3 separate regions of the Homo sapiens genome follow, and all the other regions are linked to region 3. The links are chromatin loops, found by intact Hi-C in ENCODE. Cell type or tissue: breast epithelium. All regions are shown on one strand. Links, peaks and the distances in the headings refer to the core of each region. The heading gives the core; the rest is flanking DNA. Region 1 holds the start of CES3 (carboxylesterase 3). Region 2 overlaps CES4A (carboxylesterase 4A). Region 3 overlaps PHAF1 (phagophore assembly factor 1).

Region 1 (9,844 bases), core at 1,845-9,844, 180 kb before region 3:
GACCAGCCTGGCCAACATGGTAAAACCCCGTCTCTACTAAAAATACAAAGATTAGCCGGGCATGGTGGCGCATGCCTGTAATCCCAGCTTCTTCAGAGGCTGAGGCACAGGAATTGCTTGAACCTAGGAGGCACAGGTTGCAATGAGCTGAGATTGCACCACTGCACTCCAACCTGGGCGACAGAGCAAGACTCTCAAAATACATAAATAAATAAATATCTACACTACACGACAAATACATAGATTTTGTGTGTGTGTGTGACGGAGTCTTGCTCTGTCACCTAGGCTGATTTTTTAAAAAAAATAAAATGCCAAACTGTTTTCCAAAATGACTATATGATTTTTGCAACCCTACCAGCCATCTGTGAGGGTTCCAGATGCTTTCTATCTTCACTAAAACTTGGTCTTATGGGCCTTAAATCTGATTTTTTCAGGTTTTTGTTTTCGTTTTTATAGAGTCAGGGTCTCTCTGTCAGCAAGGCTAGGGTGCAGTGGCATGATCATAGCTCGCTGTAAACTTGAACTCCCGGGCTCAAGGAATCCTCCCACTTCAGCCTCCTGAGTAGCTAGCAAAACAGGCATTTTTAAAAATTCTGTAGCCAGGCGTGGTGGTTCATGCCTGTAATCCCAGCACTTTGGGAGGCTGAGGCAGGCAGATCACGAGGTCAAGAGATCAAGACCATCCTGGCCAACATGGTGAAACCCTGTCTCTACTAAAAATACAAAAATTAGCTGGGCGTGGTGGTGTGCACCTGTAGTCCCAGCTACTCTGGAGGCTGAGGCAGGAGAATTGCTTGAACCCACGAGGTGGAGGTTGCAGTGAGCTGAGATTGCACAACTGCACTCCAGCCTGGCAACAGAGCGAGACTCTGACTCAAAAAAAAAAAAAAAAAAAAAGAAAAGAAAAAAAACTGTAGAGATGGGATCTCATTATGTTGCCCAGGCTAATCTCAAAATCCTGGGCTCAAGCTATCCTCTTGTCTGAGCCTCCCAAATTGCTAGGATTACAGGTGTGAGCCATCACACCTGACCCTGATTTTTTTAAATGCATGTTTAGTGGCACCTCATTGCAATTGGTTCCTTGGACTTTTAGCCTCTGCTTTTGACTATCTCTCTCTCTGTGTCTCTATCTCTCTATATTTACTATATATGTAACATTTCCTCACACACAGAGAAATGTGCTCCCGAGATGACTCTTCTTTTCCTTTCACTTCTTTTTCTTGAGACAGAGTCTCCCTTTATTACCCAGGCTGCAGTGCAGTGGCACGATCATAGCTCACTGCAGCCTTGACTTCCTGGGCTCAGGCAATCCTCCCACCTCAGCCTCCTAAGTAGCTGCAACTAAAGGCGTGCAACACCAGCCTAGCGAATTAAAAAAAAAAAAAAATCTGTAGAGATAGGGTCTCACTATGTTACCCAGGCTGGTCTCGAACTCCTGAGCTCAAGTGATCCTTCTGCCTCAGCCTCCCAAAGTGCTGGGATTACAGGTGTGAGCCACCATGCCTGCCCTTCATTTCACATTTTTATGATTCCCTCAGTCATCATCGATGCCAAGACCTCTGAACCATAGCACAGTAAATGGTGGAATCCATGGGCATGTTCCCCCCAGTAGTCATGGACAGCAGCCCAGGGATTTGGAAGAAGTTGACCTGTTAATGTAAAGGAGCTTTGTCACTGGACTCTGAGCTGGGAGGAGCTGGGGACCTCTTAGCACCCACAACCCAGGTATTAATTAGGACATGAGAATTAAGGGCAGAGTTAGCATCTACCAAGGCAGGAGGCTGGGAGGATGGCTGGGGCCACAGTGAGTTGGATGGGAGACATTGAATCAACAACAGGCCATGCTGTTGGGTGGAGGTCGAGAGCAACTTCTGGTGGAGACTGGAAGGAGAGAAACTGGAGACAGCAAAGGTGGATGACTAGCTTTCCTAGAAATAAGAACAGAAGGGCCAGGCATGGTGGCTCACGCCTGTAATCCTGGCACTTTGGGAGGTGGAGGGAGGAGGATTTCTTGAGCCCAGGAGTTCGAGACCAGCCTGGTCAACATAGGGAGATCCCATCTCTACAAAAAACATACAAAAAGTAAAAAAATAACCAGGCATGACGGCACACATGCACCTGTAGTCGCAGCTACTTGGGAGGCCAAGGTGGGAGGATCACTTAAACCCAGGAGATTGAGGCTGCAGTGAGCCAAGATCATGCCACTATACTCTACCCTGGGTGACAGAGTGAGACCCTGTCTCCAAAAAAACAAAAAAGAAGAGGAAGAAAGAAAGAGAGGAAGGAAGGAAGGAAGTGGGGGGGAGGGAAAGAAAGCAAGAAAGAAAGAAAGAAGAAAGAGAAAGAAAAGAAAGAGAGACAAAGAAAAGAGAGGAAATAAAAAGAAAGAAAGAAAGAAAAGAAAGAAAAAGAAAGAGAGAAAGAAAGAAAGAGAAAGAAAGAGGAAGGAAGGAAGGAAGGGGAAAAACAGAAGAATGGAGCAATAGCTAGAGGGCAAAGTGGGTCAAGGCAGGCTTTGATGGTGGCATTTACACAGAAGCTGTGTTTGCAGCTGATGGGAGGGATGCTGCTACCAAAGAGACAGCCCTGGGGACGTGGGAGGGGACCAGGGTCTAGTGTCCATGGGTAGGTCCCAGAGCTGGGACTAGAGCAAGACAAGCAAGTGTAAAATTTAGAAGGCATTCATTCTCAGGTGCCGACCCTCTACTGGTATGACCCCGGGGGTGAGTGACTCTTTAACTTTTATGCCCTGGGCGCCTTGCTGGCCTGTCTCACCCTAGTCCTGGCCCTGGTAGGCCCATCCACAATGCTAGGAGGGAAGGCAGACCTAGCTGCAGGGAGTTGGGAAACGTGGCCTTGGGAGCAGATGGAGAGCTCTCCTGGCAGCATCTATACCCGAAGATGGAAGGTAAGATTGTGGGCGGAGAAGAGATCCAGGTGCCTTGATGTGAGTGTTGAAGGTGGAAAGCATGCCAGAGCCAGGTGCTAAAATCTTCAGCAAATGATCAAGGGGGTGTGGCTGGGGGGTGGCAGGGCTGTGATGGCAACAAGAAGAGGAAGGTGGAATAGGGAAGGACAAAGTCTGGAGGCAGCTCTGAAAAGGAGACCCCACCCCAGGCTGCCGGGGAAGATTCAGGAAGCTGCAATGGTTTTTTATGAATTTTTTTTTAGAGAGAGAGTCTTGCTATGTTGCCCAAGCTGGCCTCAAGCTCCTGGGCTGAAGCAATCCTCCTGCCTCAGCCGCCTGAGTAGCTGGGACTACAGACTTGTGCCACAATGCCCAGCTGGCACTAGTTATTTTTGGCAGAAGGGAAGTTTCATCCTAAAGCCTGTCTCTTCAGCTCTGGGTGCCAGCTGGAGCCCCGGAAGAGGATCTGGCATCGTGTTTAGGCACAACCCTCACTCTGTCTTTCACTGGGCCAGCAAATATCTATCCATCCTCCCACCGCCTACTCCCAGCCAGCCATGTTCCTGACACTGAGGCCCAGAAGTGAGTCCTGCCCTCCCTGGGGGTGGGAGCCTCCTAAGCCAGCAGAGAGACAGATGCCCTGCAGATCCCCGCCCCGGTCAAGAGCAGGCTTCCATCAGTTCTGGTTCCCAGACTCTCCTCTCCTCAGGCTTCCATGAGTTCTGGTTCCAAGCCCCTCCCCTCCTCTCCCCTCCCCTCCCTCCCTCCCTCCCTCTCTCTCTTTCTTTCTCTCTCTATTTTTCTTTTTTCTCTTTTTGTTTCTTTCTCTTTTTCTGTCTCTTTTTCTTTCTCTCTCTCCTTTCTCTCTCTCCTTCTTTCTCTCTCTCCTTTCTTTCTTCTCTCTCTCTCTTTCTCTCTTTCTTTGTCTTGCTCTATAGCCTAGCCTAGAGTGCAGTGGCATTATCACAGCTCACTGCAGTCTCGACAACCTGGGCTCAAGTGATCCTCTCACCTCAGCCTCCCAAGTAGCTGGGACCACAGGCATGCACCATCACACCTGGCTAATTTTTTTTATTTTTTCTAGAGACGTGTCTCCCTGTGTTGCCCAGGCTGGTCTCAAACTCCTGGGCTCAAGCGATCTTCCTGCCCCATCCTCCTAAAGCACTGGGATTACAGGTATGAGCCACCACACCCAGTCCCAAGCCTCATGTTTTCACACACACACTCACACACACATGCAAACATGTACCCTCACTTCAATGCTATGAGGTGGGTCCTATTATCATCACTGTTTTATTTTCTTTCACATTTTAACATGAGATTTGGAGGGGACAAAACATCCAAACCATATCAAGCCCTCACCTCAGGCTGGGTTGCCCACTCGGAGTGGCACCCCAGGGTCACTGGCCACCACTTCCTAGGGTCAGTGATGTGGTCACCTTGGGATGAACGCACAGGATTTCATGGAGATCACCAAGTCAGGAGAGCTGGAATTTGAAAACAGTGGGACGGGGAGGGCTGTCATATCAACCAGGCCTCTGCAGGGCACTCATCTAGCCCTGCCTCTGGCTCAGCCTGAGCATGGGGCTGGCCACCAGCTAGGTGGCGCTGTCCTTGGAGGTTCTATATCACAGCCCTTTAGAGATCGGTGGTGCTGAAGGGCAGGGATCTTATTCCACCTTCTGAAGCTTCTGTCGAACCAGTTGTAAGGAGAATGGAGAGAGCAGTGAGAGTGGAGTCCGGGGTCCTGGTCGGGGTGGTCTGTCTGCTCCTGGCATGCCCTGCCACAGCCACTGGTAAGACACACCTGCTGGGCCTGCAGAGGTACTTGGTGTGGAGGAGTCAAGAGTGAGACAGGGACAGGGAGCAGTGGGCCGACCGCTCAGGAAACAGTCCTGTTTGGAGGCAGACCAGGGGTTGTGCATTCTCTCTGGGCAGGCGCTCTGCTCTTGCTGTATTTGTTTCGTTGTTTTTGTTGTTGTTGTTTGAGACAGAGTTTTGCTCTTGTTACCCAGGCTGGAGTGCAATGGCGCGATCTCGGCTCACTGCAACCTCCGCCTCCTGGATTCAAGCGATTCTCCTGCCTCAGCCTCCTGAGTAGCTGGGATTACAGGCACCTGCCACCATGGCCGGCTAATTTTTGTATTTTTAGGAGAGATGGGGTTTCACCATGTGGGCCAGGCTGGTCTCAAACTCCTGACCTCAGGTGACCCACCTGCCTCGGCCTCCCAAAGTGCTGGGATTACAGGCGTGAGCCACCGCACCTGGCCTGTCTTTATGTCTTAAGGGGGCCTGAGATTTGTTTTAATGAAGTATAGTAAGACAAGCAGATATGCAAATGACTATCATGAGGGAAGGAGTTTGCTCGTAGTTCCCTGTGAACAGGAAGCAGGCCATGCCACATAGGGCCACAGAGGGAAGCACCAGGTGGCATCAGCCAGGAGGCAGAGGGAGCAGGGGGAAAATGTGGGCAAGCCCCTTTGACACGGTTGCCACGGGAAGGAATAGGCAAGGCAGGCTAAAGAGGTTTACGATTGGCAGCAGGCTCTGGGGAAAGGGGCTGTCCCCAGCCAGCTTCCTGGTACCCGGCTCTGTGGTGATTATGGCTGGTGGATGGCAGCCAGGAGCTGAGAGCTGTATAAAGGAGGTGGTTGGGTATGGCTCTGGACTGGTTTGCCTTTGCTCCCTAGAGAGATGCCTGCCAATTCCACCTCCCCAGAGAGCTGCCTCCTATCTCTAGGAATTGTCTAGCCTGGGAGAGGCAGTCCTCCAGTCTTAGTCTGTTTGTGTTGTTGTAAAAGAATACAGGAAGCTGGGTAATTCACAAAGAAAAGAAGTTTAGTTAGGCCACAGTTCTGCAGGCCGTACAAGAAACATGGTGCCAGCTGGGCATGATGGCTCACACCTGTCGTCCCAGCACTTGGGGAGGCTGAGGTGAAAGGATTGCTTGAGCCCAGGGGTTTGAGACCAGCCTGGGCAACATAATGAGACCCCATCTCTACTTTTTAAAAAATAATTCAGGGCTGGGCATGATGGCTCATGCCTGTAATGCCAGCACTTTGGGAGCCCCAGGTGGATGGATTACTTGAGGTCAGGAGTTCGAGACCAGCCTGGCCAACATGATGAAACCCCGTCTCTACTAAAAATACAAAAATTAGCCAGGCGTTGTGGTGCACACCTGTAATCCCAGCTACTTGGGAGGCTGAGGCCCTGGAGTCGCTTGAACTCGGGAGTCAGAGGTTGCAGTGAGCCAAGATCGTGCCACTGCACTCCAGCTTGGTCAACAGAGCTAGACCCTGTCTCAAACACAAAAAATAAAAACAAAGAAATGGGCAAGTGGCTGGCCCCAAGGCACAAGGCCCTAGTGGCAGGCCCGGTCTGGCCTGGAGTGGAGTGGTAGTGACTCTCAGGCAGGCAGGGAGGAGGAAGTTGGGCGTCAACCTAAGACCAGGCTCACCGGCTTGCTGGGAAGGTTACCAAGATGCTGTGTGGTAAGTACTGAGAACAGCCTGAGGGTTTGTCTTTCACTCCTTCCCCTCATGGGGGCTGCAAACTCACCCCGTGGCCTTTCTGTCCTTCCCTCAGGGCCCGAAGTTGCTCAGCCTGAAGTAGACACCACCCTGGGTCGTGTGCGAGGCCGGCAGGTGGGCGTGAAGGGCACAGACCGCCTTGTGAATGTCTTTCTGGGCATTCCATTTGCCCAGCCGCCACTGGGCCCTGACCGGTTCTCAGCCCCACACCCAGCACAGCCCTGGGAGGGTGTGCGGGATGCCAGCACTGCGCCCCCAATGTGAGTAGTGCTGGTGGAGGCGGGCAAACAGGCAGGTTGCAGGAGAATCCTGCTGCTGGGGCTTGTGGGGCTGAACAGCTGGACCTCAGGCCCACCCTTGGCCACAGGTGCCTACAAGACGTGGAGAGCATGAACAGCAGCAGATTTGTCCTCAACGGAAAACAGCAGATCTTCTCCGTTTCAGAGGACTGCCTGGTCCTCAACGTCTATAGCCCAGCTGAGGTCCCCGCAGGGTCCGGTAGGCCGGTAGGCACCCCAGAGGGCCCTGTCCACCTGATCCAGCTCCACTATGCCTACCTGTCCCCTCCCCGTCCCTGTTTCCAAAGCACCCTAGCGGTCCTGAGACTGCCTGGGCTGGCAGGTGGGCAGCTAAGGTCTCAGGAGCTTGGGGGTCAGTGCCCCATGGCCACCTCTGCAGGTCATGGTATGGGTCCATGGAGGCGCTCTGATAACTGGCGCTGCCACCTCCTACGATGGATCAGCTCTGGCTGCCTATGGGGATGTGGTCGTGGTTACAGTCCAGTACCGCCTTGGGGTCCTTGGCTTCTTCAGGTGAGACGACAGGCATGGCCAGAGCACTGCCTGCACCGGGGAGAGGCCAGCTCACCAGAGCAACTGGGGATCTAGGTTGGGGTCCGGAACCTGAAGGGAGGGCCCCTTACCCATGATGTCTGAGGCAGAGAAGGGCACCCCCCAAGCCTCCACCCTGGGAGAGGGGTCCAGCCAAAGCCAGAATTATACAGTGAACTTGGTCCCTTGGGCAGAGGGCATTGATTCCTGGGCTGAAGCCCAGGTTCCAGCAGGATATGGGACAAAGAGCAACAGGCTGTGGAGATGCCAACCACGGCTCCCAGACAGGCCAGACCTGGGGAGCAGAGAAGGGTCTGGCATCCTGGTGGCTAATTCAAAGCAAACCTGCAGAGGCTGGCGAGGAGCCAGGCTGAACTAACCGTTGCCCCAACACTGCCCCCAGCACTGGAGATGAGCATGCACCTGGCAACCAGGGCTTCCTAGATGTGGTAGCTGCTTTGCGCTGGGTGCAAGAAAACATCGCCCCCTTCGGGGGTGACCTCAACTGTGTCACTGTCTTTGGTGGATCTGCCGGTGGGAGCATCATCTCTGGCCTGGTAAGTCACTATAGGGGGCTAGTGATGGTGGCCAGGAGGGCTCCGGTGGTCTCAGAACTCCCAGCTCCTCTGCCCTCCTCTGACAGCCACCTCCTCTCTCCAATGCACCCAGGTCCTGTCCCCAGTGGCTGCAGGGCTGTTCCACAGAGCCATCACACAGAGTGGGGTCATCACCACCCCAGGGATCATCGACTCTCACCCTTGGCCCCTAGCTCAGGTCTGTATTTCCTTCCCTCTCTTACTCTATGTGTGCCTCCCATACCCCACTCTGTGCTGGCCCTGGGGTCTCAGAGTAGCGGGGTTTGCTGGCAGGGAGCTCCCTGTTAGCAAAGAGAAGCCCAATAAGACGAAGGAGCATCAGAGGAAACAACTGCTGCATTCCAGCATATTGGCACTCAGGGAGGGCTTCCTGAAGGAAGCCACCCTGAAGCATATCATTGTTGGCCCTTTCTCCAGGGTGGGGTCTTCAGGAGCACCCCTCTCTGCCCCAGGCAGCATGGTGGAGGGGGTCTCCATTGCCAGCCACCTGCTGCCTGCGAGCTCTCCATTCAGGCTCCAGATCCCCACCCTAGATCCTCATTGTAAGGCCTTGTGAAGAAAATCCAGGGGAAGCCACAGTGGGAACTGCATCTGCAAAGGCTGCAGGTGTGGGAGAGAGTGACAGGTCCTGCAGGAGCAAGCTCGCAGGTTAGGGAACAGGGCAGGAAGTGAAGGTGCTGGAGAAGTGGGGGCCATGCCTGGGAATCTGGACTTTCTCCAGAGGGCAGGAAGAAGTTGGGCAATGACAAGGTTGAGCTACCTGGAGTAGAAGGTGGGTTGGAGGGAGCCGTCCTGAAGATCAAGACACCAGTGAAATGACCAGGGCAGAGTCCAGGAGAAAGAGACAGGATGGAATAGGGATAGAGCCATCGGGGAGAGAGGGGGCAAATGTGAGCAGGATTTGGAAGACTGGGTCAATTCCCTCACCTGGCCCCAGATGGTGGCCAAGGCAGTGTGGGCTGGGCATTTTAACCACTGTGTACAAGATGATTCTGGAACCTCTGCGTGGGCATGTTGACTCTTGTATGGACAACAGCATCCTCCTCTCAACCTCCCCATCCCATCCTCTCCCCATGGCCAGGAGAGATTTTCTCAACCACAGACTTGAGGTCATTCCCTGTCTCTCCTGTGTCCAAAGAAAAACACAGCTCAAGGCTGAGGTTGGCGGATCACAAAGTCAGGAGATCAAGGTGATCCTGGCTAACATGGTGAAACCCCATCTCTACTAAAAATACAAAAAATTAGCCGGGCATGGTGGCAGGTGCCTGTAGTCCCAGCTACTCAGGAGGCTGAGGCAGAAGAATGGTGTGAACCCGGGACGCAGAGCTTGCGGTGAGCCAAGATCATGCCACTGCACTCCAGCCTGGGCGACAGAGCGAGAGTCTGTCTCAAAAAAATAATAATAAAAGATAATGACACTATTCTTAGAGGGCAATGAGGACTCAGTGCCCCCATTCCCCCAGATAATAAAATTATGGTATAATAGGGGACGCAAGGGGGCCCTTGGGACCACCCAAGCTGACGGGCAGGGCAGGCTTCTCAGGAGTGGTGACAAGTCTGTGACCAGTCTCGAGGCCGATCTGTGACATCACATCCAGCTGTCCTACAGATGCACCCTCTCTGTGGGAGGCAGAAGGCTGCAAGGTGGGGCTGAGTGGCTGAGAGGGAGGCATGACTCTTTCATTTGTCCCCAGAAAATCGCAAACACCTTGGCCTGCAGCTCCAGCTCCCCGGCTGAGATGGTGCAGTGCCTTCAGCAGAAAGAAGGAGAAGAGCTGGTCCTTAGCAAGAAGCTGGTATGGCCACCCTTTTGGGGATGGTGCCGGGCAATGGCACAGAGGGGGTTCTATCCATCCCCTGCAGGAGCAGAGGGGCAGTCTACCCCCAGGTGGGGCTGGGGACAGCAGCTCATGAGGGGAAGGGGCTGAGGGCTTGGAGACAGAAATGGAGGGCCATCTCCATCCCCACAGCAGGCCTGTC
Region 2 (8,000 bases), core at 1-8,000, 150 kb before region 3:
AGCCTGGAAGAGGAAGAAAAGAGTATCCACGGGAAGTCGGATTCAACTTGGCCTATTTCATATCTATGCCAAGAGCTGGCTATGGTGTAAGTTTGCTTGCATTGTGTATGTGTGCTTGTGTGTGCGTGTAATAAGTATGCTGTAGATAGATTTGTTGTCACCTATGTACAACTGCACTTGTACGCATATGTATGTATGTATATGGACATGCATTTTACTCTTCTGTTTCTGCATGTTTCTTGGAGTGTTTGTTTGTCTGTTTTGAGACGGAGTCTCACTTTGTCACCCAGGCTGGAGTGCAGTGGCAAAATCTCGGCTCACTGCAACCTCCGCCTCCCGGGTTCAAGCGATTCTCCTGCCTCAGCCTCCCGAGTAGCTGGGATTACAGGTGCCCGCCACCACGCCTGGCTAATTTTTGTATTTTTAGTAGAGACAGGGGTTTCACCATGTTGGCCAGGCTGGTCTCGAACTCCTGACCTCAAGTGATCTGCCCACCTCGGCCTCCCAAAGTGCTGGGATTATAGGCGTGAGCCACTGCGCCTGGCCTTTTTCTGCATGTTCCTTTGTAGATGAGCTGTGCTCACATGTACCTATATCATAAATTAGCATGTACATGTGAGTATTAGATGCGAGTATGCATATGAGTAAGAATGCATATATGCGTGTATGATTTCTTCCTAGAAACATGCTGGGCTAATGTTAACAACAAGAACAGAGGCGTAGGCCGGGCGCGGTGGCTCATGCCTGTAATCCCAGCAGTTTGGGAGGCTGAGGCGGGCAGATCACAAGTTCAGGAGATCAAGACCATTCTGGCTAACATGGTGAAACCGTGTCTCTACTAAAAATACAAAAAATTAGCCGGGCATGGTGGCGGGTGCCTGTAGTCCCAGCTACTCGGGAGGCTGAGGCAGGAGAATGGCATGAACCTGGGAGGTGGGGCTTGCAGTGAGCCGAGATCGTGCCACTGCACTCCAGCCTGGGCGACAGAGCAAGACTCCATCTCAAAAAAAGGACAGAGGTGTAGCTATATTAATATCAGACAAACAGAAATCAAAATGAATAATGCATTTATTGCCATTAAATGACGCAGAGAAATAGCCCATATAATAGACATAAATTTTTATTTATTTATTTATTTATTTATTTATTTATTTTTTGAGATGGAGTCTCACTCTGTTGCCCAGGCTGGAGTGCAGTGGCGCGATCTCGGCTCACTGCAACCTCCGCTCCTGGGTTCAAGCAATTCTCCTGCCTCAGCCTCCTGAGTAGCAGTATTACAGGTGTGTGTCACCACGCCCAGCTAATTTTTGTATTTTTAGTAGAGACGGGGTTTCACCATTCCTGACCTCGTGATCCACCCACCTTGGCCTCCTGAAGTGCTGGGATTACAGGCGTGAGCCACCGCGCGCAGCCGACATGAACTTTTATATGCTTACTGATAGGGATTTGAAATGTTAAATGAGGTCGGGCACGGTGGCTCATGCCTATAATCCCAGCACTTTGGGAGGCCAAGGCGGGCGGATCACGAGGTCAGGAGATAGAGACCATCCTGGCTAGTACGGTGAAACCCCATCTCTACTAAAAATACAAAATTAGCCAGGCATGGTGGTGCATGCCTATAATTCCAGCTACTCGGGAGGCCGAGGCAGGAGAATGGCTTGAACCCGGGAGGCAGAGGTTGCGGTGAGCCGAGATCACGCCATTGTACTCCAGCCTGGGCAAAAACAGCGAAACTCCATCTCAAAAAAAAAAAAAAATTAGCCAGGCGCGGTGCTGTGTGTCTGTAGTCCCAGCTACTCAGGAGGCTGGAGCAGGAGAATCACTTGAACCTGGAAGGTGGAGGTTGCAGTGAGCCAAGATTGGGCTATTGCACTCCAGCCTGGGCGATAGAGAAAGACCCCATCTAAATAAATAAATAAATAAATAAATGAGGGCCGGGCGTGGTGGCTCACACCTGTAATCCCAGCACTTTGGGAGGCCAAGGCGGGCAGATCACGAGGTCAGGAGATCGAGACCATCCTGGCTAGCATGGTGAAACACCGCCTCTACTAAAAATACAAAAATTAGCCGGGTGTGGTGGCGGGCGCCTGTGGTCCCAGCTGCTCTGGAGGTTGAGGCAGGAGAATGGCGTGAATCTGGGAGGCGGAGCTTGCAGTGAGCCGAGATTGCGCCACTGCACTCCAGCCTGGGCGACAGAGCAAGACTCCATCTCAAAAAATAAATAAATAAATAAATAAATAAATATAAATAAATAAACGAAACGTTAAAGGAGAGAAAAAATTCTGAGAGAAGCACAAGAAGAAGTGGACAGACACACAATGGTTATGATCAATTGTTATGAAAAGCAGCCACTGCTTCCCATGACAGATGGGCCAGGGTCCCATTTGTGGCTGAGTGGCTGCGCAGGGGTGACCCTTTTCCCCTCTCTTTCCAGGTGCCTTGGTCCCATTTGTGGCTGAGTGGCTGAGCCAGGGTCCCATTTGTGGCTGGGTGACTGAGCAGAGGTGACCCTTTTCCCTTCTCTTCCCAGGTGCCTTGCACACCAAGAGGCCTCAAGTGGTCACCAAATATGGAACCCTGCAAGGAAAACAGATGCATGTGGGGAAGACACCCATCCAAGTCTTTTTAGGAGTCCCCTTCTCCAGACCTCCTCTAGGTATCCTCAGGTTTGCACCTCCAGAACCCCCGGAGCCCTGGAAAGGAATCAGAGATGCTACCACCTACCCGCCTGGGTAAGAGTCAGAGGCCTGTCCACTGGGAGGGGGCAATGGGCCTATGCCTGCATCTGGGTGGGGCTTTGCACAGCTCACTGAGAAGAACTCACTGTGTGATCACAGGCAGGCCTGGGGCCCATTCTGGGCCTCAGTTTTCAGACCCGTATCATGAGCAAACTGGTCCTGATGGTGTTTACATCACTGACAATGCTGCTGTTGGTTTTTGTTTTTGTTTTTGTTTTTTTTAGATGGAGTCTCGCTCTGTCGCCAGGCTGGAGTGCAGTGGCACGATCTCGGCTCACTGCAACCTCCGCCTCCCGGGTTCAAGCGAGTCTCCTGCCTCAGCCTCTGAGTATCTGGGGCTACAGGTACGTGCCACCATGCACACCTAATTTTTGTATTTTTAGTAGAGACAGGGTTTCATTATGTTGGCCAGGATGGTCTCGATCTCTTGACCTCGTGATCCACATGCCTCGGCCTCCCAAAGTGCTGAGATTACAGGCATGAGCCACTGCGCCTAGACTTGTTGTTGGTTTCTTAGAGGAGAGCTCCAGGCAAGGGGGAGGCTGTCACCGACCGTGCTCCAGCACCTGCTGGGGAGCTGCGTTTTCCTAAATGTGTCTGAGGGGCAGTGTTCACTCTCACATCACCCCCCTGACCCAGTCCGGAGCTCTTCCCTCTCTCTGGGGGCTGAGCCCTGAGTCACAGAAGCATAATTAGAACAATGACTGCCCTTTGAAGCACTGGGCTTGGCGATTTACCCAGAACAAGTGTATTTACTGTTTATTCAGACTATTGAGTAATCCACTGTCCAGAACATTCTGTGGCAATCATTAACAATGCTCAGCATCAGTTGGTTAAAGCACAGGGTTTAGAAAAATGTCTGAGAACCTGGGTATCAGCTGATATAAAAAGATACAAATACCACCCCAGGTGTCTAGCTGTTAAAAACAGGTTGTTGGCTGGGCACAGTGGCTCACACTTGTAATACCAGAATTTTGATAGGCCAAGGCAGGAGGACTGCTTGAACCCAGGAGTTCAAGACCAGCCTGGGCAGCATGGCAAGACCCCATATCTACAGAAAATTTTAAAAAAATATCTGGGGGTGGTGGTGAGCACCTGTGGTCCCAGTTACTCTAAAGGCTGGGGTGGGAGGCTCACTTGATCAAAGCCCAAGGGATCATGGTTGTAGTAAGCCATGAGTGCACCACTGACTGCACTCCAGCCTGAGCCACAGAGTGAGACCCTGTCTCAAAAAAAAAAATAAAAGCAGGTTGTCCACTGTTAGAACATGACTAGCAGTTACTAAAATACCAGAACGTTCCTTGTCAGAACATTGGCTGTCACCGATAAGATCCCAGTTATCCTGAACATTCTGTGACTTATTTAGAATCCCAAAGATCAGGTGACAGAACATGGGATGGCCACTGTTAGAACCCTGGAGATCAGGGATTTAGAGGTTAGAGTGTTCACTGTATAGAAGTCTGGGCATCAGTTGTTAGAAACTGACCATGAGCTGTCAAAACAATGGCTGTTTGGAAACGGAGTGTCAGGTGTAAGAATTTGTGGATTGCTCAGAATAGCCCATGGGGTGGTGGTTGGGGTGGGCAGCGGGAGAGGAGGATGTTTCAAAGATAGTAGTTTCTGCCTGGGTAGTTACGGGGGAGGTGGAAGGAAGGTATCAGACTCCAAATTTATTTTGAAAGTAAAATTGGCAGGATTTGCTGGAGAATTGGATATAAGCCACAAGGAAAGAAGAGGAATCACTGATAATGACTAGTTTTTGGCCACAGTAGACAAGGAAATAGGGGTACCATTTATCAAAATGAGGAAAACTGGAGCAAGAGCAAGTTTGGGCAAAATAGGAATTCATTTTGAGCCAGGAGCAGTGGCTCATGCCTGTAATTCCAGCACTTTGGGAGGCCGAGGCAGGAAATCACTTGAGCTCAGGAGTTTGAGACCAGCTTGAGCAATGTAGTGAGACCCTGTCTCTACAAGAAATTTAAAAAATTAGCTGGGCGCAGTGCCGTGGTCCTAGCTACTTGGGAGGCTGAAGTAAGAGGATTGCTTGGGCTTGGGAGGTTATGATCGTGCCACTCACACTTAGCCTGAGAGACAGAGTGAGACCCTATCTAAAACACACACACACACACACACACACACACACACACACACACACACACACACAGTTCCTTTTGGGGCCTATTAAATTTGACGTGCTGACAGATGTTCCACGTGGAGGGGCGGTAAGGTGGCTGGAGAGAGAAGACAGAAGGCAAACTGATCATCAGCACATCAGTGGTGTGAAGCCCCTGGGCCTGGATGATGGGAGAAAGGATGGTCAGAAAAAAAAACAAAAACTGAGGGTCGAGGACTGGGCACTCTCATGCTTAGGCCTGGAGAGAAGGAGGAACCACCAATGAGGTGGCAGGAATATCAGGAGCACGGGGTGTTACAGAAGCCCAGAGAAGGAAAGCTGTTCGAGAAAGATAATCTGGCCGGGCGAGGTGGCTCTCACCTGTAATCCCAACACCTTGGGAGGCTGAGGTGGGAGGATCCCTTGAGGCTAGGAGTTCCATACCAACCTGGGCAACATAGTGAGACCCTGTCTCTACAAAAAAATTAAAAATTATCCGGTGTGATGGTGCGTGCTTGTAGTCCTAGCTACTTGGGAGGTTAAGGATCACTTGAGCCCAGGAGGTCAAGGCTGCAGTGAACTATGATCATGTCACTGCATTGCTGCCTGGGTGACCCTGTCTCTAAAGAAAGAGAGGAGGCTGGGCACCGTGGCTCATGCCTGTAATCCCAGCACTTTGGGAGGAAGAGGCGGGTGGATCACGAGGTCAGGAGTTCGAGACCAGCCTGACCAACATGGCGAAACCCCGTCTCTTCTAAAAATACAAAAATTAGCTAGGTGTCGTGGCATGTGCCTCAGGAGGCTGAGGCAGTGAGCTGATATCTCCCACCTGAACCCAGGAGGCAGAGGTTGCAGTCAGCCAAGATGGTGCCACTGCACTCCAGCCTGGCCGACAGAGCGAGACTCCATCTCAAACAAAAAAAAAAAAGAGAGGAGATAGAGCAAAGGGGAATATAATATGGTCAACCATGTTGAGGGCTGTCAGGGCAAGTAAGATAATGACAGAGATTTAGCAAGATGGATGTCACTGGTGACCATGGCAGGATGGCTCTGATGGTGGGATGGGCACAGAAGCCTTGGCTGTTCATAATCCCAGTTCCCAGCTATCAGAGCCCTGGCTTTCCTGGTGAGGTGCTAGGTGTGGTTTACTAGACAGCATTCTAATACCACATTAGCTGCTGCCAAAGGAGTGTTGGAATGCTGTAGGGAAGGACTGGTGAAAGGGAGCAGGTGATGCTCTGGGAACAGGCTAGGCTAGGACAAGAGCAGAAGGGAGCAGAGGAACAGGCGAGGCAAACAGGGTGTCCTGCGCCCAATCAAATGGTCCAGGCCCAGCTGTTATGAGAATAGCCACCTAGGGGTTGGGCCAGCAAGGAGAAAAGGTGAGGTGGCCGGAGAGCCCATGCTACAAAAATACCCCAAATATCCACACAGTATAAGGCACTGGGCTGGGTGCCAGTACTCAGATGAATCTACCTCTATTCCTGCCTTTGGGAAGTGCATGGTCACTTGGGGAGAAAAACAGCCAACTGAAATAACTCCAACCAGGACATGGTCAACAGCGGACAGGAGGCCAGGCATGGTGGCTCATGCCTATAATCCCAGCACTTTGGGAGGCCGAGGTGGGCAGATCACTTAAGGCCAGGAGTTCGAGACCAGCCTGGCCAACATGGTGAAACCCCGACTCTACTAAAAATACAAAAATTAGCTGGGTGTGATGGCGCGTGCCTGTAGTCCCAGCTACTTGCAAGATTGAGGTAGGAGAATTGCTTGAACCTAGAGGCAGAGGTAGCAGTGAGCCAAGATCGTGCCACTACACTCCAGCCTGGGCAACAGAGCAAGACTCTGTCTCAAAAAAATAAGTGGACAGGATGTCGGGAGGCACAGAAGAGGAAGTGACCAGGAGAGGAGACACCACTTAAGCTGGGCCTTAAACACGAATAGGAGTTTGCTGGGCAGGGCAGAAGGCATTTGCTTGAGAGGACTGAGGCCCACGGGCTTGGAGGTGGGAGGCAAGGGGCCACATGTATCTACAGCAAAGGGTGGCTGGGACAGAGATGACTGGATGGAAAGGAGGGCCTGGGTACTCCGCGTATCTTAACTTTATCCTGAGGGCAGTGGAGAGCCAGGGAAGATTTTTGTTGATTTGTTTGTTTTTATTGATATATCATAGTTGTACATATTAGGGAAGATATGAAGAAGAGGAGTGACATAGTCCGCCAGAGTGTGGCCGAGGAGTAGGAGGAGTGTGAAGAGGCTGGGGTACTGTCCAGACCAGAGACGGTGGTGGCCTTGACATCTCCCCAGAGATGGGGATGGAGGGGAGGGACCATATTCCAGAGCTGTTTGGGAGGCAGAAGGGAGACTGAGGGGAGGGTGGGGCATGAAAGACAGGGAGGTGCCCAGGGCAGGCAGGTTCCTGCCTTGACAGCACCAACAGGAGCAGGAATCTCTCCACGGACTGAGGCGCCGGGCAGGGAGGGGATGGTTCCTGAGAGGCCAACCTGCCTCCCAGTCCTGGGCCCCGGGGCTGGCGGAGGCCTCCTGTACACGCACACGCACGCACATGCGCACGCACACGCACGCGCACAGACGCTGCCTGGATTTTGCTTTGGGTTCCGTCTTCTCACTGCGGACCCTGGATTGAAACGATCTCCCCGCGGCCGCCGCCGCTACCTGGTGCCCGCAGGTGCCTGCAGGAGTCCTGGGGCCAGCTGGCCTCGATGTACGTCAGCACGCGGGAACGGTACAAGTGGCTGCGCTTCAGCGAGGACTGTCTGTACCTGAACGTGTACGCGCCGGCGCGCGCGCCCGGGGATCCCCAGCTGCCAGTGAGTGCCAGGTCTCCCGCGCCCGCGGTCCCACCGCCGCCCACCGCCCCGCTCAGATCCCGGCCTTCTTCGTCCAGGTGATGGTCTGGTTCCCGGGAGGCGCCTTCATCGTGGGCGCTGCTTCTTCGTACGAGGGCTCTGACTTGGCCGCCCGCGAGAAAGTGGTGCTGGTGTTTCTGCAGCACAGGCTCGGCATCTTCGGCTTCCTGAGGTGGCGGGGCCGGTACCCTTTGGGACCGCAGCTGTGGCCAGAGCGGCGGGGACTGGGTGGGAAGGGAGGGGCGGGGCCTGGGGCGGGGATGGGGGGGGTGGGGCCGC
Region 3 (10,080 bases), core at 988-8,987:
TGGGCTCAAGTGATCCTCCCACCTCACCCTTCCAAGTAGATGGGACTACAGACACCCACCACCATGCCCAGCTAATTTTTGTATGTTTTTGTAGAGACGGAGTATCACCATGTTGCCCAGGCTGGTGTCAAACTCTGAGCTCAAACAACCCATCCGCCTTGGCCTCCCAAAGTGCTGGGATTATAGGCGTGAGCCACCACGTCTGGCCAGAAACTGCACTGTTTTTGTTCACTTTTGTTTCTTCAACATCTAGCACAATGTCCTAGCCCATGGTAGGCAATAAAGTAGTGAATGAATAAGTGAATGAAGTATCCAGAGCTTCATGTCACATGTGGGGGATTGAATAAGTCCCTGGCATTATTTTGAATAGCGATCTCTTGTACAGTCTTAAGCCCTGGTGACCTGATGTTTCTGATTGCATGCAGTCTTGCCCCTTGCCAGACCTAATAATGTAGCATGCAGCCAGTAGCTTCTCTGGGGCCCCCAGAGAGGGTCTCTGGTCCTAACCATAACCTGACAACCTCTCTGTCTTGTTTTTTGCAGGTTGTGGACCTGGCCTATTAGCAGATGCCAAGATGCGGGTATTTGAACGTTCAGTGTATTTTGGTGATTCCTGCCAAGATGTTCTTAGCATGCTTGGCTCTCCACACAAAGTCTTCTATAAATCAGAAGACAAGGTAGGGGAATTATGTTGCAGTCTCCTCCTTTTTTTTAATCAACACTAATTTAATATTGAGTATAAACTGTTTGCTATTTTCCCATAGAACTTGTTCTAAGTAAAGCTAATGGTAAAGTAAATTGAAAACTGTTTTCTAACCCCTGTAGTCCAATTACCCTGACTCTGTCCCTCTCCATAGTGCCTACCTTTCCTTAGAGACCAAGACAGTCCCTAGTCAACGACAGCTGGCCCCCTCTCCTCCTAGATTGGTCAGCACCAGCAGCTGAGACTCCCCACTCTTGCTTGTTCCGCAGCTTAATGTTACACATGGAACACAATTTGTAGACTTTCAGTTAATCCAGAACTATATTAGAGGGATGGATTTTAATTTATGGTTATTTTTTCCCTACAGATGAAAATTCATTCTCCTTCCCCTCATAAACAAGTTCCATCGAAGTGTAATGACTACTTTTTTAACTACTTCACTCTTGGAGTGGTAAGTTGTGATTCCTCAGAGAAGCCCTTCATTTCTATTGGGGTGGGCAGTGCATCTTTGCAGATCTGTGTGTCCACATGCAGCTGGAACCATGCCTGGACATTGGGGAACCTAGCCCCAGCTGTCTTTGCCCAGGGTTGTTTTGCATAGGCTCTGGTACTCCAAAGTAGACCTTGCCTGCAACCAGGATTGCTCAGGAACACTAGGTTCCCTGGTACCTGTTGACTTCTTTTCTGAGGGAAACATGTTCCACAGATGGAGGCCTTGGAAATCATTCAGATTAAGCTGTTTGGAGAGCTGCCCTTTTGTAAAGCATAGGACCCTCTTCTTGAGTCACAAAATGGAGACTGAAAAGGATTGGAGACAGTGGGGTGTGCTTGTATATTTTTAGAGGACCACCCCAGAGGCATTGCTGTATCCCTGTGCTATGGACCCAGGGAGCTGGATATAGCTGGTAGCTGGCCAGTGCGGACAGTCCAGCTGGTGGGTGAGTTGCATACATGAGAAATTATTGTATAAACAGTGTTTCAGCAGGAAACATCTCAAGAGGGCAGGGCTGGCCTGGACCATGGGTCTTGTAACCTTTGAGCCTTCTACGGTCTGAGGTCCTGAGGTAGCAAACAGTAGATTTCACAGAGGGAGTGAGGAGAGACTGAGTCTGCCTAAGTGGGAAAGACCAAACACAGGAGCCAAGAGTAGTAGGGGAGCTGATGTCCGGTCATGAACTCCTGAGAGTAGGATGGCGGCAGGAGGGAACAGTGCTGTTGCAGCTGGACCTCTGGTTCAAGGGCCAGTGATGATAGTATCTCAAGAAACTTAGGGTGTTGCTTTTCCAGCTGGAAACTACTTTGGCCGGTGGCACCTTTGCCCCAATTTTTGCTTGCTCCCGCTGGGCTCATTCAGCTCACTCAGCCTGGCAGGCTGCGCTTAGCTCATGCTACCAGCCTGGATCCCATGCCTGCCAAGGGCAAGCCAGGCATGGAGTGGCAAGGGGTGTGTGAGCGAGTGAATGTGGCATCCGGCCACTGTGCCCAGCCAGGCATGCTGACTGCTGTGGTGGGGCAGGCAGCTCCAGGCGCCAGCATAGGCACCAGCTCCACGTAAGGGTGAGGCTAGATCACGTGTACCGCAAGCGGCTTCCATTGCGGGCACCCATGTCTGGACAAGGAGAATGCGGTGGCACCCGGAAGCTTGGGGACACCAAGAACCACACAGAGCCCCAAACAGGGTGTCACAGCTCTGGCTCGGGGAGCTCCTAGGTCTGGGCTTCCTGAAGGGCTGCAGCTCTTCTCTTCTTGTCACCCACAATGTGGAAAGCGGGGCAGGGCATTTCAGCCTTATTTGTGTTACACCTCTTTCAGTCCCACCATTCGGTGGGTCCCGAGTTCTTGTCCTGCGGCCAGGAAGAATGAGGTATGCAGACAGCTGGAGGGTGAGCAAAAAGGAGAGGAGCTTTATTGGGCAACAGAACAGTTCAGAGGAGACCCATGGTGGGTAGCTCTTTCTGCAGGCAGGTCATCCTGACGAGTATCCAGCTCTCAGCAGAGAGAAGACCCATAGTGGGTAGCTTCTTTCTGTAGGCAGGTCATCCTGAGGAGTCAAGGAGTCCTGAAGTGGGTAGCTTCTTCCCACAGTTGGTAGTATTGACATCTGTCCAAGTCTGGCTGAATCCAGGGTTTTTATGGGCTCAGAAGGGAGGAAGTGCATGCTGATTGGTCCATGAGCAGGCCCGGAAAAAGCACCATAAATTCTCACTCCACCCACAGACTACCCAGAGCTGGCAGCCCGGCCCCCAGGCCTCAGGCCATCCCAGGCTTGAAGGTGGGGTTTCACCTCAGACCAAGCCCTTTCTGCCCAGGAGCCCTTCTGCTTCCTACCACCATCAGCGTGCCATCCATGGTGCCCATGCTGTTCATGCCGAGGCGGCAGGGGGCTAGTGTGTCAGTGCTGCCCTGAGTGCGTGCACTCCCAACCAGGTCGTGACAGCGCCTGGGCTCAGCCACAACTTTGCCCCTCCCCAGAGCAGGCACCGGGAGTGGGGAGAGGCTAGGTAGTGGGAGCAGGCACTTTCAAGCCTGCCGGGGCAAGGGGCCTTCTGGGCCCCTGAGAGTGCAGGGATGCCAGGGTCTGGAGCTGCAGCTGGGAGGCTGCAGCTACACCCAGGAGCATGGGCTCCTGCCCTGCCAACTTAGTAGAGGCCAGGGCTCTCACCTGTTCCCAGTTCCCATAGGCTCTGCATAGTTCTATGGGAAAACAGAGGTCCCGGCCACACTTCCTCTGCTCCAGTCGGCATCCTTGCAGCGGCCACTCCAGATGGGCCATTGCTGCCATCAATAGGTGACAGGGAAGATGGAGAGAATGGACTGGCCTCAGTAGGACTTAGTTGGCTGTGGGTACAGGGGTAGAGTCAGAGGTTACCCTGAGGTCACGGGCCCAAGCAGCTGGATGGATATGAAGCTGGAAAGGGTAGGGGATAGGAGGGAAGTGTTCACTGGGTGGCATCAAATCCAGGTCCAAGTCCTAGAGAGAGGTCAGGCTGGAACTTCAGTTCCTGGGGTTGCTGACTCCCACAGAGGGTGTAATGGAAGCCAGGAGGGTCTGATGGATTGTGGAATTCAGAATAGTCAAGTGGCCTTCAGCCCCTCAAGAACCAGGTGACTTGGCCAGCATGGTGGCTCACGCCTGTAATCCCAGCACTTTGGGAGGCCAAGGTGGGTGGATCACCTGAGGTCAGGAGTTCGAGACCAACCTGACCAATATGGTGAAACCCCCATCTCCACTAAAATTACAAAAATTAGCCGGGCGTGGTGGTGTGCACCTGTATTCTCAACTCAAGGAATCCTCCTGCCTTGGCCTCCCAAAGTCCTGAGTCTGCATCCTCGGATTCTCTTGGCTCTGCTGCTTACCATCTGGGCACCACGCTAGGTGACTTACTGCACCTCCTGGGGCCTTGGTTTCCTCATCTGTAAAGAGGAACCTGCCTTGAAAGTTTGTAAAGCACCTTTATTCAGTAAATCTTTATTGAGTACCTACTGTGTGCCAGGCACTACTCTAGGAGTTCGGGATACAGCAGTGAAGAACACAGACGGACAACCCTGCCCTCACGGAGCTTATATTCAGAGGGAAGAAAGCCACTTAGCAGGACAAAGAGCTAAAATGGATAGTACAGTGTGTTGAGAGGTAACACACATGACAGAAAAGATAAGGTATGGGGCCAGGCACGGTGGCTCACACCTGTAATGCCAGCACTTTGGGAGGCCGAGGTGGGCGGATCACCTGAGGTCAGGAGTTTGAGACCAGGCTGGCCAACATGGTGAAACCCCGTCTCTACTAAAAATAAAAATAAATTAAAAAAAAAACAGCCAGGCGTGGTGGTGGGCGCCTGTAATCCCAGCTACTCGGGAGGCTGAGGCAGGAGAATTGCTTGAACCCAGGAGACAGAGGTTACAGTGAGCTGACACAGTGCCACTGCACTCCAGCCTCCATGACAGAGTGAGACTCCATCTCAAAAAAGAAGAAAGAAAATGTCTAAAAGCTGCTTGGCCTGTCCCCTGGACTGTTGTCTGGAAGAAAGGTGATGCCTGCAGGCATTCTTGCTGTGGAGTGCACTGGATGTCCCAAGTTGGACATGCCTTTGGAAAGGCCTCTGCCCTGCCTCAGTAACATTCCCTCCTTGAGTACCCTTGTTTTCTATCCCAGGACATCCTCTTTGATGCGAATACACACAAAGTGAAGAAGTTTGTTCTACACACCAATTACCCTGGGCATTATAATTTCAACATGTGAGTACACCTGTCTGTACCTCCCCTCTGTGAAGTGAGTTTTGGGCTGAAAACCCCAGGAAAGAGCTTTTGGCTTTGGGTGTTCACTAATTTATCTACACCTGAATTCTTGCTGTTTCATGGGAAGTGAATTTCCTGAGTGCTTGCTGTGTTCCTGGCACAGGGTCCAATGCCTTACATCTCTCTGTTTGAACCCATTTTACAAATAGGGAAATAAGTTCAGAAAGCTTGATGTCTTATCCAAGGTAATAGGCTCTCCAGAACCCAGGGCCAAGATCTTTTCTGTTCGACTTCCGTGCCTAAATCTGGCCTCCCCCAGTGAACACTGTCAGGCACTCAGAGCCAGGGCTTTGGGCAGGTGTGTTTGGTTCTGTTTCTCCTGGGGTGTGGGGTTGGAATATGGGAGTGGCCAGGCCTTCTAGGAGGCCCAGCCTTTACCCATTTGCCTTCTCTCTAGTTATCATCGCTGTGAGTTCAAGATCCCACTAGCCATAAAGAAAGGTGAGTAGTGAAAGCTCTCAGGGTAAGGGAGGGGTTTTAGAGTCTGTTTTCCACTATGAAAAGGGAGAAAGATCGAAGCAGTGGTTGGATGTGTGGAGCTTCTGCCCATGGCCTCAGTTCCTCTGGGGTGGGCTCATTGTTCTGGGGGCTGCAGTGTTCTTGGTCTGAGTCTCCTAGAGGCCCTTGAGGCCTCTTCCTATGACTGTGGGATTGCCGGCCTCTGGAGGGGAGAGTTTCTTATCTACAGATGATCATCCAGGGGGCCCCAGCCCATCCTTGTTGCCTGCCACCCACTGCCAATTGTTGTTGCTCACACCTGACTGACCTCCCTTCACCCCTCCATCCTCTTCCACCCTGGAACTCCAAAACAGCCTGTTAATCCTCCCCATGTACTCCAACCCCAGTGCAAAGGGACACCAGGTCTGGTTCCTACCTAGGGCTGGGGCCACAGGTAGGCTGGGCCAGCTACAAATCTGCCCCACTGTCTTCTCTTTTCAGAAAACGCAGATGGTCAGACAGAAACATGCACGACCTACAGCAAGGTGAGCACCTATCTTCCTACCTGGCATAGCCTGAGAATGAGGTGGACATGAGCCTGCAGGCAGTATGGGGCTGTGTCCTCTAGGCCAGCCATTGGTCACAGACATGTTCATGTCCCTACTAACCCCTGCTCCCCTCTATCCCTCTTGCAGTGGGACAACATCCAGGAGCTCCTGGGCCACCCTGTGGAGAAGCCTGTTGTCCTGCACAGGTGAGTGGGAGTTTGATGTCCCCGGCCACCCCACCTGACTCCTCAGAGCCCAGAAAGCCCAGGGAAGCCTGGCACAGTGGATGTTGCTTAAAAATTACAGAAGTTTCTGATATTGCCACAAGCATACTTCCTGCCCCACTCTGCACATTAGGACTGAGTCAACTGTTCTGTGTGTTCATCTTTGATAGAGAGAATGTCCCCAGGGGTAGCTCCCCTCTCCCAAGCCTACCTCTAGGTATGGGGGCCTTCTCACCCTCAGTTATTCAATAAGGAAGGAGGGCTTGGCTGGCTGGCCTGGGCTCTTTTTCCCTTTGAGCTTTGAGCTGCTGCCTGCTGAAGTCCACAGCCCCGTTCCTGGTTGCCATGCTGCCTGAGATTCTCTCACTCAAGAGGGCCCTCTTGACTCCTCGCCACCCTAGTCCAGTTCCACAGTAACTTTTTTGTCCTGTTGGGCTCTGTATGTATAATTCTGAGTTGAGTGAGACCATCCCTACCCCTAGGATCTTGCAGGCCTGTGTGGGAAACAGACAGACACTCACAGCCATGAGAGACTACTGGCCAGTATCCCATACCCCAGAAAAGACTGGATCCCTTGCTTTAAGGCCGTGGCCTCTGTCTGCCTCTCTAATTCTGAATTCTTTGGCCTCAGGTCTTCCTCCCCAAACAACACCAACCCATTTGGTTCCACATTCTGCTTTGGTCTTCAGCGAATGATCTTTGAGGTAAGCTGTGGAAGCCCTAGAAATAAACTGCCTGGGGGGTTGCTGGTCATGGCAGGGCCAGGTGAATGATGGAGGGAAATTGGGGAGGGCATCACTGCCATAGTGGGCAGATTCATCCTTCTTCAGCAACCGTGTCTGCTGCATACCTGGCCTCCCCACACTTAACAATGAAGGTTCAGAAATGATGTTGAGAAATCTGGGGTCACAGAGGCCGAAGCAGTGGTCTGTGTCCAACAAGATGGGAGGTAACGGATCCCAAGTTTCTATCTGACAACATGATTATAGCAGGGAAGGGAACCACAGGGCAAGTGGGGCCCAGCAGAGGGTGTTGGGGGCCCTCCAGTGGCATGTGAACAAATGCATTGTAGGGGAGTGAGTGGCTCTGGAGGCCCTGCTGACTTGGGAGAACAGCAAGCTGCCCTTGTTTTCCCTGTGGATGCAGTATCTCCAGCAGACACTTAACAGTTCCAGAAGGACTGGACACGTGGCCATGGTAAAGGCTGTGTGTAACCATTGAGAAACAGGCAGATCTCAGGCAGAGGGGGGCCTTTAGCATGAACCAGGGGAGGTTGAGGAGTCGGGAAACCCAGCCATTAGGTGCAGGTATGTCACACAACCTCCAGCCCTCATGCACAGGATCTGCCTACATCCCTTTACCTCTCCCCCTTGACCCACTGTCCTCTTCTCACACCAGGTCATGCAGAACAACCACATTGCCTCGGTGACCCTGTATGGCCCCCCCAGGCCTGGTAGCCACCTGAGAACAGCGGAACTCCCCTAGGGACACCACCACCCATGCCCCTCTGTCCCGTGGAACTGTGCATCACATCCTGCTCAGTGGGCCTCTGTACCACCCTGTGGGTTTTCTTGGACACCTGGCCAGTGCTGAAGGGCTGTTGTGATGTTCTGAGGTTGGGCTCAGGCTGGGTGCTCTGCCATGGGCTGAGTGGCCCAGATATTCTTCTGTCCATCTTTGGCCTGCTGGTGCCAGCAGGGGACACAGACTGCAAAGAGAAGCACAAAGTTTGAGCCTTGATTCCTGGACCCAGGAGCTCTCAACTAACAAGGAGGCAGGAGAGGTCAACCCTTGTCCCATGCACATTGGGAAGACTTGGGGCTCTTTCTGTGACTGAGGACACAGGCACCCAGGATAAGGACAAGGTCCTGCCTTTGGCTCCACATTGCCACATGACCCTTAAGGCAAGCAGGTAGCGTGTCCATAGTACTTGGTTGCGACATTTGCACTACATCCACTTTAGTTACTTGATGAGCTGGCTGTGGCCAGGGTGGCCCACCTGCCCTTCCCTGTTCCTTTCTTGCACGCGCTCCCTGCCTGGGCACACCAAACTGGTTGAAACACAGCTTTCTACCATCCAGGTACATGCCCAGGCCTGGTTCTCACCCCTGTTGGAGTCAGCTTTCAAGATTGCCTGTGCCCCTGCTCTGCCCCATCCTGGCTGGCAGGGCTGCATGTTTCCATCCTGTTTGCCTCTTTTATTTAATGCCAAAGTTTTAGCCAAAGACATCTTCCTACTTTTGTTGTGTTTCAGCATTCTGTTCTGCACTGTGGGCTGGCTCTCTGCCCCAACCCTGGGCACTGGCCCCTGGCTGGGCCATTTCATGGCTCAAAGCCTCTGGGGGCTCAAGGAAGGCTGGGCTGCTCAGTCCCTTCATGGGTCTTGCTAATGGAAAGTAGCATATATGTGCTTTAAAAATATTAATCCTTTTGAAAAGAACTGAGAAGAAAAATGTATAATTTTATCCCATTTTTAATATTTTGGTCTAGCAACTTGTGATACATAGATGACAATTTTGTGAGTTTTTCAAATGTGTGTACAGATTTTTGTAAATATGACTCTTTTGTAATTAACTCATGTACAGCCTCATCCTGTATAGTTTAATGATGAATGTGCAGGGGACCTGTCTCAGGCTCCTATATGGTTCCTGGGCCTTATAGCCAGGTTTGTGTGGCGCTCCCGACTTTTGTGACTGACTGGTGTCTTCCCATTTGGACTGTGGCCTGGCCAGAGCCCCTTGCATATCCCCACTGTCAGGGGCAGCCAGGACTGTTCCCATCCTCCTGGAATGGGGGAACCTTCCTTATCCCCTGCCCACATCCCCTCTCCAATAAAGCACCTGTGCCCTCAGCAATGGCCTGCCATGTGCTGTTGCTGGGATGTTTGTATTAAGGTAAGTGTGGGTATTGGTTTTTTGAGCAAGGGGGTGGTTGAAGCATATGGGGAAATTAATAGTGGTGGCATCTCAGGGGAAGACATTCCTTGGCTCCTCTGAGGGGATACAGCCTCCAGTGGGAGACTGGCATTGTTGTGTGAGTTCAGGAGGTGAGGAAAGACTAGGTAGGACCGTGCACTCATTTGTCCCTTATGTGTGGCTCCATCCCTGGTGCTCAGCCACACCTGGGCCCAGGAGAGGTTGTGGGAAGCATAATATCTGTTTTCAGATGAGCTATGGCAAAGTGCCTGCCAGGTTCATGAATTCAGGCTGTGGCGGCCGGAGCCCCTCCACCTCCCTGTGGGGCCTGGCCTTGAGAGCCTCTGCATACGTCCGCGTCAGCCTAGGGGGTTCCAAATCCAGCAGAGTGGTAGGATTCCCTAAGTCCCTGCCACCACACCAGAACACACCTCTGTGCTACTAGGAGGACCAGACATATCCACTGCTCTGGGACCTGTTGGACAAGAGATGGTCATCTACCACCCAGCCTTGGCTCGCTCAAAGGGTCACCATTACACGGGTTTCAACTGGTTCCAGCAGGGTGGACCGCCAGGAGCCAAGCTTAACCCCCATCCCCTGGGATCCTGTGGAGACAGGCACCTGGTGATCAGGGAAGAACCACATACACGGCAATAATCTGGGAAACCGGCTCCATTCTGGGTCTGAGTTAGGAGCTTGGGGCTGTAGTGGGGAGCTAGGAGTCCCATTGGAAGGGGCCTGCAGCGACAGGCTGTGGATGCGCACAGGCTGGCCCATGCGGCCCGTGCAGCAGGCGCCACATAAGCCAGATGTCAGCGGCCGAGAGCCCGTGCACTACAACCAGCTCACGGTAAAAGCAGGGGTCGAAGGTGCTCAAATGCGGCGCGGCTGAAGGCTGGGGGATGCCAAAGGTGCGGAAGGCAGGGTGAGGCTCGGGCGTGAGCCGCAGGCGCTGCAGA

The links. Hi-C counts contacts between places; a loop is a spot of excess contacts. Peaks named below come from ENCODE experiments on the same cell type or tissue, not always from the same donor. Only the 100,000 strongest peaks of a DNase experiment are listed, where the experiment ranks them.
Region 1: it touches region 3 in a loop (2.4-fold over the local background); 104 of 110 quality-filtered maps call a loop at or near these places.
Region 2: it touches region 3 in a loop (2.9-fold over the local background); 6 of 110 quality-filtered maps call a loop at or near these places.

The regions. Positions count from the first base shown.
Region 1 is chr16:66,956,686-66,966,529 of GRCh38, forward strand. CES3 (carboxylesterase 3) reads left to right here and starts at 4,581. Exons shown (of 13, transcript NM_024922.6): 1 at 4,581-4,704; 2 at 6,494-6,698; 3 at 6,806-6,944; 4 at 7,117-7,250; 5 at 7,672-7,825; 6 at 7,938-8,042; 7 at 9,559-9,660. The coding sequence starts at 4,623. RefSeq lists enhancers at 1,002-1,051, 4,223-4,472, 4,277-4,778, 4,563-4,772, 7,053-7,970 and 1 more. In breast epithelium, for the core only: a CTCF peak has its summit at 6,320; DNase peaks (open chromatin) are centred at 3,258, 5,516 and 6,356; H3K27ac peaks cover 1,494 bases.
Region 2 is chr16:66,993,098-67,001,097 of GRCh38, forward strand. It overlaps CES4A (carboxylesterase 4A), which reads left to right. Exons shown (of 14, transcript NM_001364782.1): 2 at 2,531-2,732; 3 at 7,541-7,682; 4 at 7,760-7,893. Among named protein-coding and RNA genes, the nearest start is that of CES4A, 8.5 kb to the left of the region's middle. RefSeq lists an enhancer at 7,909-8,000. In breast epithelium, for the core only: no CTCF peak of the experiment used is centred there; DNase peaks (open chromatin) are centred at 3,454, 7,644 and 7,871; H3K4me3 peaks cover 890 bases; H3K27ac peaks cover 1,697 bases.
Region 3 is chr16:67,139,441-67,149,520 of GRCh38, forward strand. It overlaps PHAF1 (phagophore assembly factor 1), which reads left to right. Exons shown (of 16, transcript NM_025187.5): 9 at 544-677; 10 at 1,071-1,154; 11 at 4,854-4,936; 12 at 5,394-5,437; 13 at 5,936-5,979; 14 at 6,130-6,188; 15 at 6,838-6,910; 16 at 7,605-9,104. The coding sequence ends at 7,691. B3GNT9 (UDP-GlcNAc:betaGal beta-1,3-N-acetylglucosaminyltransferase 9) reads right to left here. Exons shown (of 2, transcript NM_033309.3): 2 at 8,664-10,080. The coding sequence ends at 9,837. Among named protein-coding and RNA genes, the nearest start is that of B3GNT9, 6.5 kb to the right of the region's middle. In breast epithelium, for the core only: no CTCF peak of the experiment used is centred there; no DNase peak of the experiment used is centred there.